Regions from separate parts of the Homo sapiens genome. Here region 2 is linked to region 1. Evidence: chromatin loops called from intact Hi-C (ENCODE). Cell type or tissue: GM12878. All regions are shown on one strand. Links, peaks and the distances in the headings refer to the core of each region. The heading gives the core; the rest is flanking DNA.

Region 1 (7,759 bases), core at 1,914-6,913:
GCTCAGCCTGCATTGCTAGGCATGAAAGCCTAGAATAACATTAACATCTGTGGACCCAGTGGCGAGCTTTGGAGGCCTCAGTCTTAGTTCTGTCACCAACTTGCTTCATGTTAGGTGTGACGTTCAACTTCTCTATTTTTTTTTTCTGCTAATTGAGGCATTAGGAGAAGGCAACTTTTCATGTGTCTGAAGAAGACATTGGAAAAGAGGATTTCTAATGTCTTTCCAGCTCTAAAATTCATAGATGTGCTATGTATCTTTCTAGTAATTTGTTGCTTTGTAGCCACAGTCCATAAACCAGGCTGTTGACACACAGCTCTCCAGATTCCAGGATCAGACAAGAGAATTAATTTTTATTTATTATTTAGGTTCTGCCAAATTACTGTTTTCTGGTTGCAAATTAAACTACTATTGCAGAAGCATTTTCCTTTATAAGTGCCACTTTTTTTTTTCCCCACGGAAATCTATACTGTATTTTGCATGGCTATTTCCAGTACTTTTAGAATGTGTAGGGGAAAAAAAAAAACCTTTGCTAGGAGTATTTCAGCAAAGTTTTTATTTGGGCCATCAACTTTCTGTCAGCTTCCTGCAGGTAAACTGGAGAGAGAAGGTGAGATGTATTCTTTGGACATTTTTCCTTCCAGGGCCTTCTCTTCTGCTTTCAGCAGCCTTCCCACACACACGTGAAAATATGTAGGGGATGAGTATATTTTGGAAATGAGTTTTCCAGGCATGGTCAGGTCAAGCTGTGTGTTATTAAGTATATGATCCACATGGACGTATAAATGATAGCTTCGACTATAAGCTCAAGTGCATTTGAGATATTTTTGGGCAAAAGTGTCTCCACACAGTGGACACTTGGTAAGACCAATATGTATTAATAGCCAGAGATCGTTCAGGACCGAGGATAGCCATTCATCAAAAACTATGTCTTCTGCTGGGTGTTAGTTGTGTATTCTCTGCCCAGTGTGTATGGGGAAGAATATGTGTATCCACCCTCCCTGGAACTGCTCAGCGCTGGCTGCATACGCACAGGGTGAGCCCACCTGAAGAGTCACTCTGTGCTTCCATTTCATCTTGTCGATGAGTTCATTTTTGCAGTGGCTTATAACCAGAAGCCAGTTTTGCACTCCCAGCATGTATTTGGCAATGTATGCAGACATTTTTGGTTGTCACACTGGGGAAGTCCTACCTGCCAAATAATAGATAAGGTACACACTTAAATTTGAATTTTCAATAAACAACAAATAATTTTTAGTATATCTCAAATATCGCATGGAACATATTTCTACTAAGAAATTAGTCATAGTTTATCTGAAATTCAAATTTAACTGGACGTCTTGGATTTTTATTGGCTCATTCTGACAATCTTATGTTAATAACGCAGTAGGTGGAGGCTATGGAGGTTGCTAAACATTTTACAGAGCACAGGTCAATAAAGATTTATCTGACCCAACCTGTCAATAGTGATGAGATTGAGAAATTCTGAATTATTGTAATACTTTATATGGTAACATAGTACATAGTCATGCAAAAAGCAATATGGATTTCAGGAGAAAACTGATGGCACTTATAAAAAATTACTTCTATGGTAGGAGTTACATTTGCAACAAGGAAACAGAATAATTTAGCAGAAGCTAAATAATAACTTAAAAATCAATTATCTTGTTGGATCACTGAATCTTTGAAGCTGTGTGCACCTCCCTAGGTCCTCCATCATTTGATTTATTTTACAAGGACAGCGAGCCCCTTCTTTCATGAAAGTCTGGCATACAGTGTATATCTAATTGATTATTGTTGATTGATTCAATGAATAAAAACAAACACTTTCTTGTATTGAGAAACTATTAAGTACTAACCTTTCACACATATTGCTTCCAGTTCAAACAAGGAGAGTATTATACCAATTTTTCATATAGAGAGACTGAGACTTACATTACAATATGCCAGAAGTTATAGCACTAGTGCAGGGCAAAGGTGGGATTTGGGGAGAGGATGTTTCTTCCCTAAGGTTTCTATGCTTTCCCCGCCACAAACAGAAGACCCAGGCAGCAAAAGATCTGTAATAGGGGAAACATTCTTCCCTCTATGAGGATCCTGTATCAGATCTTCAGGTTGTTGGCTCTCCCACAAACATTTCTTCCATGAATGTATTTCTGTTCTTTCCCCATTTCTCAGTAATGAAACAGTGACTGCATATCCCTTTGGAGGTAGGTGGATCTATTTCCAAAGCTCTACCTGCTGGGAGACATCCACAACCTTCTCATGCTGCTTCTGTCAATCGTCTGGTGAGCACACCAGGATGGGCACAGAAGGGACAGCTGTTACAGTCTTGGGCTCCTGGGAAGCCTGGCAGAGGTTTACCCTGCCTACAGACACTCCAATTTAGTAGCAATCATTGAACATTTTTACCCTAATAAATTTAAAAATAAAGAAGTTTGCATCATTTATTTTAAATTTGTGGGTAGGATTTCACACTATAGTCATTTGTGTTTGCTGATGAGTGGAATGGCTTCCACCTTTTATGCTACTGTGCAGTCTGAAGAAACCCAGGTTGGCATCTGCTCTTGTCACATGGTGGAGTTCGCAGGTCTCCAAGGAGACTCATGGTCTCTTAGGATGAAGGAAAGAGAAGAAATGCAGCATCCTGAGTCCTGGGCAACAGTTTTGTGGCCAAGCATCATGGCCACTTGTCTCATTAGGCAAATATTAGTTATTCCTCATATCCATCTTTTTCCCCAGATCACTAAGTCAGAAATTGTTAGTTGTATTCATTATTACACTTCCCTCAGCATACTACACTCTCTTATACATAGCGAACATTGAGTGTATTAGCACTTGGAGTTTATACAGCCTATTTTGCAGAAGTTTGTCCCCTCCATTACCAAAAGTCTTATCATCTTCTTGCCTTTCACATCTATGTAAGGGTAGAACATCTTGTTACAGATTTTTTTTTGTGTGTGTATGTGTGTATAATATTATACACACTTTTAGGCTTCTACATTCATGTATGCTGTCATCTGGTTCTTAAACCAAAATTATAAAGTAATATTTCCATTTTGAAGATGAAGGAACAGAAACTTGGTGTATAAACAGGCACATCCCCAAGCTACAATAGTTTATAAGAGGCAGGATCAATTTGGAGCCTATCATCTCTTGACTTCTTCCCAAGGGATTTTTCTTCTCTGCTTTGTAGCTCATGAACACTTAGAAGGACCCTCAAATGTTGCTTCACCATTATGGATCTTAATATCTAAAATCAGACTGTGTGTTTTTTAAGCCAACAAGCATATAGCTAGGCACAAAAGAGAGATCCAATTTTATTTTCCTCTAATTTCTGGTTTTGCATCCTCTAACTGAAATATATAGTTTAAACAGATTCAAAGAAATTGTTTGACCAGAGGAAGTTGGTTTTAAAGTGAGAATAAGAGAACCAGAAGGAATTAAGAATTCATACTTGCTTTTCTTTCTGAGATGAAGACAGGCTATCTGGGTCTTTGTCCTGCTTTGAGCATTGGTTGTCAGTGAAGGTTATCATCTTGCCATACTCAGAGTGGCTCATAGATTCAAAAACTGCCCTAGTTCAAGGGGACTGGGGGAAGGGAGCAGAATACTTGAGTTATTTACCAAGGACACTGGTCAAACTTTAATAGGAGTCATAATGCAACTGAGCACCACCTTATAATCAAGCAACTCTATTCTATTTGGGCATATCCCTGGATCTATTGGGGGTAGGGTGACTGGAAATATACTTAACCTGCTTATGCCATCATATGGGCACGCTGCTTTTCTACCAAATCTTTGGAAGGCGTCTTACAGTTGCATGGCTGGGAGAAGTGTCACAGACTGCACCACTGGGACAGCTAATGTCAGACACAAATCTGTGTATCAGCTTTAAAGCTGCCAGTGTAGCGCTATGTGTCAACTATTCGAGTCCACAAATTCTTGGCATAAATGCCAATAAGTCAAAATCAAATCTGCGTTATGAGGCGCACAGATTGCCTGCCTGGTAGAGCACACATGCTCATTCAGTTATGTGTGAATAAGAAGCCACTTGATCTATTAATTATGCTTCAGAATCAACGTGAAGCTCTAGGTAAGTGGCTGGTAGCAGATGAATAGATGGCTCATAGAGTGAAGTATAGTAATTGTCTTGAGGTTCTTGATGTGCAATTTAGTAAACTGAAATATGGTATTTTTCAGCCTAATAACAGAAAATCCTCTATCTGTGCCGAAGGGTGGCAGTTGCATGAGTCACTCTCATGTTCAGTAAAACAAAAAGGCAACTCAACCAATTAGAAAGCTTGGATGATACATTGCCACATGCTAATGCTATTAATAGGATGACTGCACATAAGCTGTGACTGAAACTGTATAGTGAAGTCTTCTAATGGCAGTTACCGATAGTGAGAAAGGGTAGTATATGTGTAAACCCAATTCATATTTACTTTATGTACAATGCAAGTTGATGGAAGAAGAAAAACTTAGTTCTAATGGGCAGTGCATTTTATTTAAGGCACTATCATTCCTCACTAATATCAGGGGCTTAAGAATGTGTGTGTGTGTAGGTGAGGGGAAAACTTGTTGCAATACTCCTGCTGCTAATGCCTTTGTCTGTGATCCCATGCTCCACTTATGGGTGGTACATTATTTACTTTGGTGTGTTCCTGTCTACTCAAAAAATGCAGTGAAGTTCATTTTGGTTTATAGAAAGAAAGACCAAGAAAATAAAATATGGAAAGACCATAAAGTTGACTTCCATCTTCCACTTTTTTTCAGGATTGGAATCGAACTATGCAATACCAATAGCATCCTGTTTCTGGCAAAAAGGAGGAAGAATATAATGTTATGTCCCTTTAGGATCTTCTTCCAATCTTATACAGATGTTATTTTTCTTTGCAATGGAAGCTGTTTACCTTTCATTCATTCCTCTGTGGTGAAGCCAGGGCCAGTACTAGGCTAATCTGAGAAGTGATGAAATTAGACTTTCCCCTCTGTTCTTCTTTGGAATGTCCATCAGGGCTTTCACTGTGGGATGAGATATGTTGCAGGCACTGACCACAGGTACACTCCCAATATCTGTGTGATCATGGTTCAGTCATTTTCATTCTAAACCTAAATATCCTTAACTATGAAATGAAAGAATGACATGCCCATTCATAACAGAGGGTTATTGTATCAATGATTTCTGACTTGGACCATACGGAATCTCATGGAATGTAGAGGGGACGATGCAGATATAGTTTGAAGAAAGCACATCAGATGGTTCTAACATGTACTTCCTCATCCTCGAATGACCTGAGTCAGTGGTTCTCACAGTGTGGGACCAATGGGAGCTTGTAAAAATGCAAATCTTGAATCAGAAACTCTGAGGGTGAGACCTAGCAATCCATATTTTAATCTCTATATTATTTATATTTTCATGAATAATCACAACAAAGTTTGAGGACCACTGGCCTGGATGTGGATCCAAGAATGTGGTCACCTAACCACCTGCATCAGTATCACCAGGAGCTTATTACAGATGAAAATTCCTGGAACAAAACCAAGCCCTGCTAAATCATAATATCTGGGACTAAAGCCCAGGGATCAATGTTTTGACAAACTTCAGGAAATTCTAAAACCTGTTCATACTTACAACACAAAGTTAGTCTAGAACCACTGTTCCAGAAAAGTGATTGTTAAAACTAAGTGCACATTAAAATCGCGTGTGAGAGTTTTTAAACAATACCAATATCTGGGCTCCAACCACAGGCCAATTACCTAGATTCTAATTTCCAGTCAGGATTAAAAATTACTAGACTAGATTATTTTTAAGACCCCTTTCAGATTCAGGTTCCATGATTTTTGCAATTTTGTGTTGTTTCCTAAATGCGTATTTTAATTCTCAATTCATAGCATGCTTTTCAATCCACACCATAGTTGATTTGTACCACACAGTACCCTACCTACTGGTAAATTCACGATAGGCTGGTAAATTGTCATCGGCTAAATCCAGCACCATTTACAATACTATGAGCTAAAAACAACAGGTGCAGCCTGAGAAGCTCATCTCTAAAGCCATACCTTCAGAAAACTTGGTCCAAATAGATCTCAACTCCTATACCCAAGGCATCCTCGTCTTTCTATTGCTGTGTTGAATGACACTAGCCTTCAGGTTTCATTTACTTGAATACTATTTGCAACAGAATTAGGATGATGATTATTATTATTATTATTGAGACAGGGTCTCACTCTGTTGCCCAGGCTGGAGTGCAGAAGTGTGATCATAGCTCACTACAGCCTTGAACTCCTGGGCTCAAGGGATTCTCCCACCTTGGCTTCCAAGTAGCTAGGACCACACGTGTGCTCTACCATACCTGGCTAATTTTTTAAAGTGGTTTTTTTTTTTGTAGAGGTGGAGGTCTTGCTACAGTGCCTGGCCTGGTTTCCAACTCCTGGTCTCAGGTGATCCTCCTGCCTTGGCCTCCCAAATCGCTGAGATTACAGGTGTGAGCCACCACACCTAGCCTCAGATTTGTAATTATTTTCCTTGCTGCTTCCAATGTTTTTAAAAGCATAAGTCAGTGGGCAGCAGGTTTTGGAGGTCAGACCCTTAGGAGTTATTTCCTGCAGCTTCCAGAGCCCCATCCTAATAATGAACACCTGTACTAGGCTTAGTCAAATTGATACTGTTTGCCAGTAAACTCTGGTTTTCAAGGAAACTGAAACCAGAGGAGCCCTAATAATACATGTTTTTAACCTGAGGTTTGGGCTTGAGCCAATGGCATCAGAGAGCAGCTCAAATGAGCTGTTGCAAGGAAGGTTTATCTGAAAAATAGTTAATGAAAGACTTTGAGAGCTGCAGGGATGTCTGACAGATTGGCAACTCACTTTGAGAAAGAGACTATTTCCCGTTCCAAGTCCCAGACACACAGCCTGCGGGTAAGTCATCAGAAGTAAAATAAACGGGGAAATGGGAGAGGGGAAAAACAGTACCCTGTAACATCTATCAACTGTACAAGCCAAAGCTACTGATGAAGTTAAATAGACAACAATCCTTTGTGTTTATTTTCTGTTCAGTGAAGTTGCTAACCTGAGCTTTCAGAGGACTAACACCACAATTAAAGGCAAGCAGATTCAGGGGAACACAGTGAAAGGTAGATCAAGAGTATTTTTATGTTTAGATTGAAATTTACTATTGGCTAGGAAAGGAGGTGTTTATTGTGTCTAAAGACAATAATACTATTATCCACCCAGCAATTATGGTCACAAGACCACTCAAACAAGTAGTGGGTTGTTTTGGTTGGAGAGAAAAAACCAAGGCTCTGTTTGCGGTATTGCTCGGTATGTGGGTTTGGTTTTTTTTGTAGTTTAGTGGGCTGTGGGCTTTTGCAGCCACCCTCAAAAGGATGAAGAGACTTTTAAACAGCTTCGGGGTTGGTAACAGGAGTCCCTTGGTCCCTTCAGGGAAACCAAAGATACTCAGGCCAATAATTTAATCAGGAGAAGATTTATCAGTTGGAGTGACACAGTTTTAAAGGTGCAAACTCTCTGTGTGATTCTAAGCAGATATGAAGTCCAGCTGAGAAGCCAGTCAAACTGATACTTCTCGGGTTTCTCTACCCAGCTATTCTGAGCCTGAGATCTGCCTTCTTCTTACTCTGGCAAATCAGAACCAATGTTATTCTCCCAGATTTGGGGCATCACATCTATTACGGGTCATGGCTCCTCCTGAAGTCAAAGGCCCTTCATTTCCATCTTCTACATGGATTCCTGC
Region 2 (7,759 bases), core at 1,623-6,622, 740 kb before region 1:
ACAACAAATGCCTGGAGAATTCCTGAAGCAACTCTTTTCCAGTCATACCTCTACGACTCATTCATTCATTCAGTCTTTCGTTCATTCCATCCAGCAATAATCCTGACTTACATATTGTTTTCATTATTTTTACGCATGTTTTGGTCATTCACCCATTGCAAGAGAAGTACTAGACACTAGGGATAAAAAAGATAAACAGACATAGGCCCATGTTAAAAAAATACTCTGCATATTTAGTTGTGGGGGAGTAAGGCATTTACAAAATGTGTTATTTTAGTGTGGAAAATGGCATAGCAGAGGTATGGACTGGGAGCTTTAGGACTAGTCAGGAAAGCAATGGAAGTTTGGAGGCAGGGTAGGTTATGGAAAGCTTCAGAGGTGGCATAAGGACGGGCTATGAAGAATGAGTGGTCCACCAGGGAGAAGATGAGAAAGAACATTCTAGGCAAAGTAGGCAGCACAACCCCCTTACTATTCCCAGAACATGCTTTCTTTTCTACAACCAGGCTGAATCGTATCCTCACTTTGCCTGTAACTCTCTCATTTCATTCGGACTCTCATCTTTCTTTGTATACCTTTTCTCTCTGGGCTGGCATACAATGAGCTAGGAGTAACTAGTGGCAGACAAATGTTATATATAGGAAGGGGCTTAAAAGCCAAGCTAGCCATTTTGTCTTATAGTAATGGATAGGTTTCTAAGTAGAGACAAGTCGATGTGAGCAATATTTTAGAAGGGTTTGCATGGCCATGGCATAACATGGTTTAGAAGCTGGGTATGAAAGTCACCTAGGATGCTATGTTGGTGATGTATACATTCTGCCTCCCATAGAACTGTGCAGGCTATATTTTGAGGGAGCAACCAGCCCAAAGTGGGCGTCTGGCCCCCGGTGGAGGAAGAGTATCTGCATACCCCCACTATAGTTCTGATAATGACTGAGAACCAGGCAAGGCCTTGGAGGAGAGGCTTAACTTGCAGCTCACTCAGTCCTCCTGAGAAGAGCCTGGAATTACTTAGCAATCAGGGAAATTTGGCCAACATGGCAGATGGGCAGGAGCAACACTCCTGCTTGGCCTGAGGTTGAAAATGAGGTAGGCTGCCATCGTGCTGAGCAGGGACAGGGAAAGCAGAAGCTCACAGGAAGGATGCAGTAAAAGCTGCCAAGGTGAATGTCAAGCAGGGCTAACAGAGTTCCGGAAACCTGAGCCAGCAAGAAGTGATAAGTAGACACAAGGTTCCCTGCAGAACCCTGGCAGATAGAAGAGTGTTATCAGGAAATACCCTTTTCTCACCATGGTGGGGAAATTTGTTACTTGTCTGGTCCAGATATTTCAAAAGCTGGTTCCCTGAAGGCATAATCCAAATTAAGACATCAAGTGATGGCAACTCTGCAACACTTCTGTTGAGCAGATAAATAGGCTCCAAAATGATTTTCAGATACCTGGGAGATAGTGCAGAGAAGTGGGGGTCAGAAGACCTGGCCCTAGCTCAGCTCATCCCTCCATGTTTTTGTGACTTTGAGCAAGCCATTGAACTGGCTGGACCTCAGTTGCCTAATGTATAAAAGAGGTAGTAGAAGAGGCCAGCTAAATCATCTCTAAAATTTCTTTCATTTTGCAATTCAAAACATTGTGATTAAATGTGTGTGTTTTAAAGAAATTAGCAAATTTAAAGTGATGGGAATATCCAAATCACTGTTAGTAGGAACAAAAATTAGTACAACTCATTTGGAAAGCAATTTGGCAATCTATGTTAAGAGCCATTCTATGTTCATAGCCATTGACTCAATAATTTCTTTCCTAGAAAACTATTCCAAAAAGTTTTCTGAAATTCAGAAAGAAAACAATGTGCTTTGTATTATAATTTTTTTTTTTTTTTTGAGATGGAGTCTCGCTCTGTTGCCCATGCTGGGGTGCAGTGGTGTGATCCTGCTCACTTCAACCTCTGCCTCCCAGGTTCAAGCAATTCTTCTGCCTCAGCCTCCTGAGTAGCTGGAACTGCAGGTGTGCTGCACCATGCCCGGCTAATTTTTGTATTTTTAGTAGAGATGGGGTTTCACCATATTGGCCAGGCTGGTCTCATACTCCTGACCTGGTGATCTGCCCACCTCAGCCTCCCATAGTGCTGGGATTACAGGCATGAGCCACCACACCTGCCCTGTACTATGATTTATTTTAAGAGCAAAAATTGTCCAGCAATTGGGGGACAATGATTCATTGACATTCCAAATGGTAGATATTTTTTAGTCATTAAAAAGTAATTATCAAGGCATATTAAATGATGATTTTAAGTAGTAAATAGGGAAATTATTGAATAGGGAAATGTTTATGTTATAATATTTAGTTTTAAAAAAGCAGGATTCCAAGACTAAGATCTCAATGATTTAAAAAGGCATAAACAGACCACAGGAAAATATTAATTTTAAATGTTTGAGAGTATTGATTTAATTTTTTCTCATTGTTCTGTAATATTCTAATAAACATATTACTTTTATTATGATAAAAACTGAAATAAGTCAAGTTTGTGATTACTAGTTGGTCATATATATTAAGAAGCTGTCAGAAAAAAATAGAAATCACCACAATTATAGAACTTCATTTGTTAATATAGAATGAAATTATGTACCATGCAGCTCAGTGGTTGATGGGTTACTGGAAAGCTTCCTGTACTCATAGTCAAAAGCTCTTGATATAAGTTGTAGTTCTTACATAGCCTAGTTGTATGGTCTTGAATAAGTTAGTCCCATCTCTGAATCTTAGGAATGTTATCTGTAAAATAGAAATTAAAAAACATTTATTGAATATCTACCATGTGCTAAATATTTGTGATATGAAATAGTGATATCAATATCACTATTTATTAGCAAAATATGATTTTGCTAATATTTATTAGCAATCATATTTATTAGCAATCATATTTATTAGCAAATCATTTATTAGCAATCATATTTATTAGCAAAATATGATTCATGCTAATAAAAGATTCATCAATAAAAGACACATCAGTAGATGTCTTCACTGAGTCTTTGAACTTGAGCGATGAGTGGGTGTCAGTAATATGACACTTTAGCTAGAGGAAACAGCAAATCCATTATCAGGGACCTCCTCTTGAAATGTTTCATGCAGGGAGGTGGCCTGGCAGCACGGAATAACAGAAAGACCATGGGCATGGTGTCATTGGTCTGTGTTCAAATCCTGACTTAGTCTCTTACTAGCTGTGTGACCTTGGGGAAGTTGCTCAACCTCTCTGTGCCTCAATTTTCTTCACCTTAAAGTGGGGATTCTATTACTTATTTCTCATGAGTATTGTGTGTAGAGACAACTTTTGTAAAGTACTTGATAAAGCAGTGATCCATGTCTTCAACAATTATGTATTGAACGCCCAGTATGTGTTACATGTGGCCACAGAGGCTGAGAATAAACAATAACCAGACAACTTCCTGTGATCTTCCATTTAAAATATGTATTATTATCACTCATAATATAATACTGTTATTGGAAAGAAGTTCTCAGGATTTTCTATGCACCACATTGTCCCATCAGTTTTCATTACTGCTGTGATTTTCATATCAGATCATGGGGGAGGGAGGTAGAGATCACATGCTGATGGAAAATGGCCCACCCGGATACCCTGCTATGCCCTTCCGCCTTCCTGCCGCACTGAGCCTCACTGAGGGGAGAACAGATGTTCCACTGATTGGCTGGGGTGAGGAGGATGGGATACCGCAGTGGCCTCTGGGAAGTGGGATGCTCACAAACCCCTTCTAGCCAAGGATGGCTGTCACCCTGCCCAGAACTGGGGAGGTGGAGGAAGAAATAAGAGCCAGGCAGCAAACTCCTTCCAGAGGGCTCCTTTGAAAAGTGGGGCGGGGGAATAATTATGGCAAATGTTTGAGCAGCCACAGGAGGAGGTGAAGGGGAAGGAGGGGTTGGTGGAGGGGAGAGTCTGGTTAATTATGGAACAGATGCCCAGCAGCACCTTGGGGTGAATGCATTAAGAAGGGGGAACTGTCATCTCATTCTCCCTCTCAGATTTATTCACAGTCTCCTGCGGCACCCAGCTGGGGCTGGTTTAGTGTGGGTTTTGCCTCAGTTGGAGAGATCTGCAAGTTCAAAGCCTTCTCCTTATTTCCAAATGGGATCTCCCTCCAGCCTTCTCTCTCTTCCTTCCCCACTCCGCCTCCCCATTGTGACTCTCCGCACACCCCGCTGTGCTGCCTCTGCCTGCAGATGCTTTCATTGTTTTGCCTGTACTGGTTCAGGAAAGTGGCCTCCCGACCTTCAGGCAAATAGGAGGAGAGGGCTGAGGCTTCTAGGCATCCTCTGCCTTCCCCTGTCTCCCCTCTGCTCCTTGGCCTGGCCATGGCTGGGAGCCAAGTCCAGCCAGCAGGGTCTTCTCGCAGAGGGTGCCTGAGGGAAGGCTTCAAAGCCGAGCATGGTAGACCTGGGGCTTCTGCTTGCAGCCCAGAGATATGTAAATCAGGTAGCAGGGACACAAAGAGCAGAGGCCCATATTCTAACAGTTTGGCTTACAGTACTGTTCGCTATGCAGATACTGCATGGTTTGCACCCTGGCCACATGGTCTTGGGGCCTGAGGCAGAGAGTAGAAAACAAGGCTGGGCCTGGGTTGTCCTGGGTTCTCCTTTCCTGCCCTTCAGTGTCTTTCCCACACCTTTCCTGACTGCATTCTCTCAGGCTGCCGAATGGAGTTAAAACCTAAAAATCAAAAGAGGGAAATGACTTGTATGTCACCTGCTTTCCTCCCCTCAGCATTTTCAAATATGACTCACCTCCCCAGGGGCCCAGCTCAATCCACCTCTGCTATGAAAAATACTCCACCTCCGCAGCACCTCTCAGCCCTGTCTCAGCTTTATTTGTCCCTAAGTAAGCACTGGCTTATCTGCTAACACTTTCATCAGAAGATCCTTTCTCTCTCTGGCTAAATGGTAAATTTCTGAAAAAAACTATCCCCACTTCAGAGCCCACCCTGACACATGGTAGATATGGTGCTCTGGGCACACATCCTGCCCTATTTTGTACTTGTTCACCCTATGCGGGACGTTTATGGTTGGTCAGCAAAGTAAAAATGCCCTTAGTTATCAGGGAAGTCTATAATCTCTAGCACGAGCATAAAGAAAAAGTGGATGGGGAGATAAACAGGTGATAATTTTTCCTATATAAATAAAATGATTGAATACTGTTAGGATTCAATAAGTTTATTGATTACTGGTGGCAATCCATACAGGTCTACAGCAACCTCAGTTCTTGCCTCCTCAGAAGAAAGAATTCGACTGAGGGGAATAAAGCAGAAAAAGAGATCAAGGCAAGTTTCAGAGCAGGAGTGGAAGTTTATTAAAAAGCTTTAGAGCAGGGGATAAACAAAGTACACTCGGAAAAGACCCAATTGGGCACTTTGGAGGTCAAGTGTAGCGTTTGACCTTCTGACTTGGGGTTTTATATATTGGCATACTTCCAGGGTATAGTGTCCCTTTTCCCATGATTCTTCCCTTAGGGTGGACCGCCTGCATGTGCAATGTCCTCCTTGTGCTTGGGAGGTGAGCATGCACAGTGTGTTTGAGGAGGTGTACGCATGCTCACCTGAGGCTTTCTTCCCTTTTCCGGTGGAGTGCCCCCAGAAGGTCTTGTGCTGCCGTATCGTCTGTTAATGCGCATGCTCGAGCTCACTCGCCCAACTCCTGAAAGCTGCCGATCAACAGTTACCGGTGTTTTTTTTATCTGTATAGGGAGACTGCCTTTCTCTGACGCTGGCTGTCACCAATTATTATTTTATAGAGATAGTTAACAACCGCCTGACCAGCACCTGATGGTCACCTGACTTTCCTGGTGTGGGTATGGAGGAGCCCTTTCCTGCCCTCCTCATAGGCTGGCTAGCTACCTGCTATAACAATACTGTGAGTAATTCAAAGCAGACAACACAAATGAACTCACTGGAAATGAAGCACATAATGCATTCTTGGCTCTATCCTTGTTCTGTCATTATTCTCCTAATTTCAAGATATGGGTTATCAATGGGATTCAGAAGTGACCTTCGAAGTTACTTAGTCCAATGTCCTACCCAAAAGATAGTTTTCTGACTTAGCAAAAGCTAAGGTAAAATGCTAAAGCAGTTTGTACGCAGAAACACATAAGGAATGTGAAATTGGTGTGAGACATTTGTCATGCTGTGGAGAAAGAGCAGGGTCTGAAACAATGGGATTTGTCTGGCACCACACTCTGAGATCCATAACCTTCCATGAGAGCATTTAAAGCAGGGATTGCAAATTGGCTCCTGAAGGGTTGATACCTGCCTGCTGGGGTGTTTGGTTTGGCCTGCATATAATTTATTAATTTTTAAATATCAGTCAACATCTGTAATTCAGGAAAGTTCACCTAAAACAAATCAGAATTTGAGGTTTTTTTTTTTTTTTTTCCTTAATGGAAGATCTGGAAATAACAGTCCTGCCATTGTACTTGGAAGCAATTAGCTAAAGGAATTTCCTTTAGATCTGGGATAAGCTTTAGGTTTACCACAGTCCTCACCACTCCCTATTAACTCTTTGTCACTAATGTCAGGTGCAAGTTGCCACTTACCCTTATGCCTGTCTTAAAATTTTTTCTCCTCCCTTTCTTCCTTCGTTTCCTCCTTCTTTCCATTCCTTCCTTCTTTGAATCCTTTTTTCTTTTTTTTAAAGTAAAAATGGGACAATAAAAGTTAGATTAATATTATATATTCTTCCAAATGCTACTGCATGCATCTTGTGCTTTCTCTCTATACCACTTGTATTCATATTACTTATTTCATGCCTGCCTTTGCCTCTGGCCTGTGAATTCCTAGTGGTAGGGAACTGCTTGTCTTGCTCATACCCCGTACCTGGTGCTGTGCCTAACAGTCCACATTGAATATATAACTGAACAGCAGGTTAGTTGCTTGCTGCATGCAGAGTCCAGTGAACAAGAGCAAGGTGTGGTATAAAAAAGTGATTTATTCTGAAGCTAGCCCAGGGGAAGAGACACAGATGTCCTGCCTTAAATGTGCCACTTTGCTTTTGGAGCATAAAGTGGGCACTTTTATAAGGTGGAGGAGGAAGCGAGCAAGGACAGGGTGTCCCCATGCTAGCTTGATGCCTTATCTATTGGGCAGTTGAGCTGGCACCTTCCTGGGAAGAAATAAGTTGTAAAAGTGGCCAAGTGGGCATGCTTTCAACATGCCCTCCTGGTGGGTGAAAGTCCTGCGGCACCCCCCTGGAGGGTGAGAGTTCGATGGTGGGTACGCTTTGTTCTGCAAATCGACTGTCAACTCCAGAGGAGAGATCTCTCTTGGAGCACAGAGTTAGATGAACTTGCCCTATAGGGAATATCTGGTGAAGGTGAGGTGAAAGGGTATATTGGCATTTCTAAAGGGCTAAGTAGGAAGCAGAGAACAGGGCGAAAGGGGAAAGGAGAAAAGAAGAGATAATAATTTTTAAAAAAGTAACTCATTCATTTTTTCTTAGAAAAAAATGGGGGCACTTGGTTATAAATATATATTGTTGAACTGCTGTTATATTCTCTTACTCTTACCTACAAGTAGAGTAATGAGATATCTCATCAGTCAGAATGGACTAAACAAGATAACAAGATGAGTGGGATCCAAAAATTCAACAATATACATGTGGGTAATTGGGAGGTAATGAAAACAGTGCTTTTCAGTTGGTCTGTACTGTCACAAGGAGCCGAATGGAGAAAGTCTAAATGGTTACAAATCAGTCACTTCCTCACTGC

Evidence for each region. Hi-C counts contacts between places; a loop is a spot of excess contacts. Peaks named below come from ENCODE experiments on the same cell type or tissue, not always from the same donor. Only the 100,000 strongest peaks of a DNase experiment are listed, where the experiment ranks them.
Region 2: a loop joins it to region 1, with 2.4 times the contacts of the local background. A loop is called at or near these places in 3 of 110 quality-filtered maps.

The regions. Positions count from the first base shown.
Region 1 is chr18:52,388,066-52,395,824 of GRCh38, forward strand. All of the region lies in intron 1 of DCC (DCC netrin 1 receptor), which reads left to right. Among named protein-coding and RNA genes, the nearest start is that of DCC, 52 kb to the left of the region's middle. In GM12878, for the core only: no CTCF peak of the experiment used is centred there; DNase peaks (open chromatin) are centred at 4,326 and 6,746; H3K4me3 peaks cover 280 bases; H3K27ac peaks cover 251 bases.
Region 2 is chr18:51,650,784-51,658,542 of GRCh38, forward strand. LOC105372120 (a long non-coding RNA gene) reads right to left here and starts at 5,650. Exons shown (of 3, transcript XR_935472.3): 1 at 5,597-5,650; 2 at 2,624-2,766. RefSeq lists enhancers at 3,655-4,493, 4,259-4,438. In GM12878, for the core only: no CTCF peak of the experiment used is centred there; a DNase peak (open chromatin) is centred at 4,688; H3K27ac peaks cover 639 bases.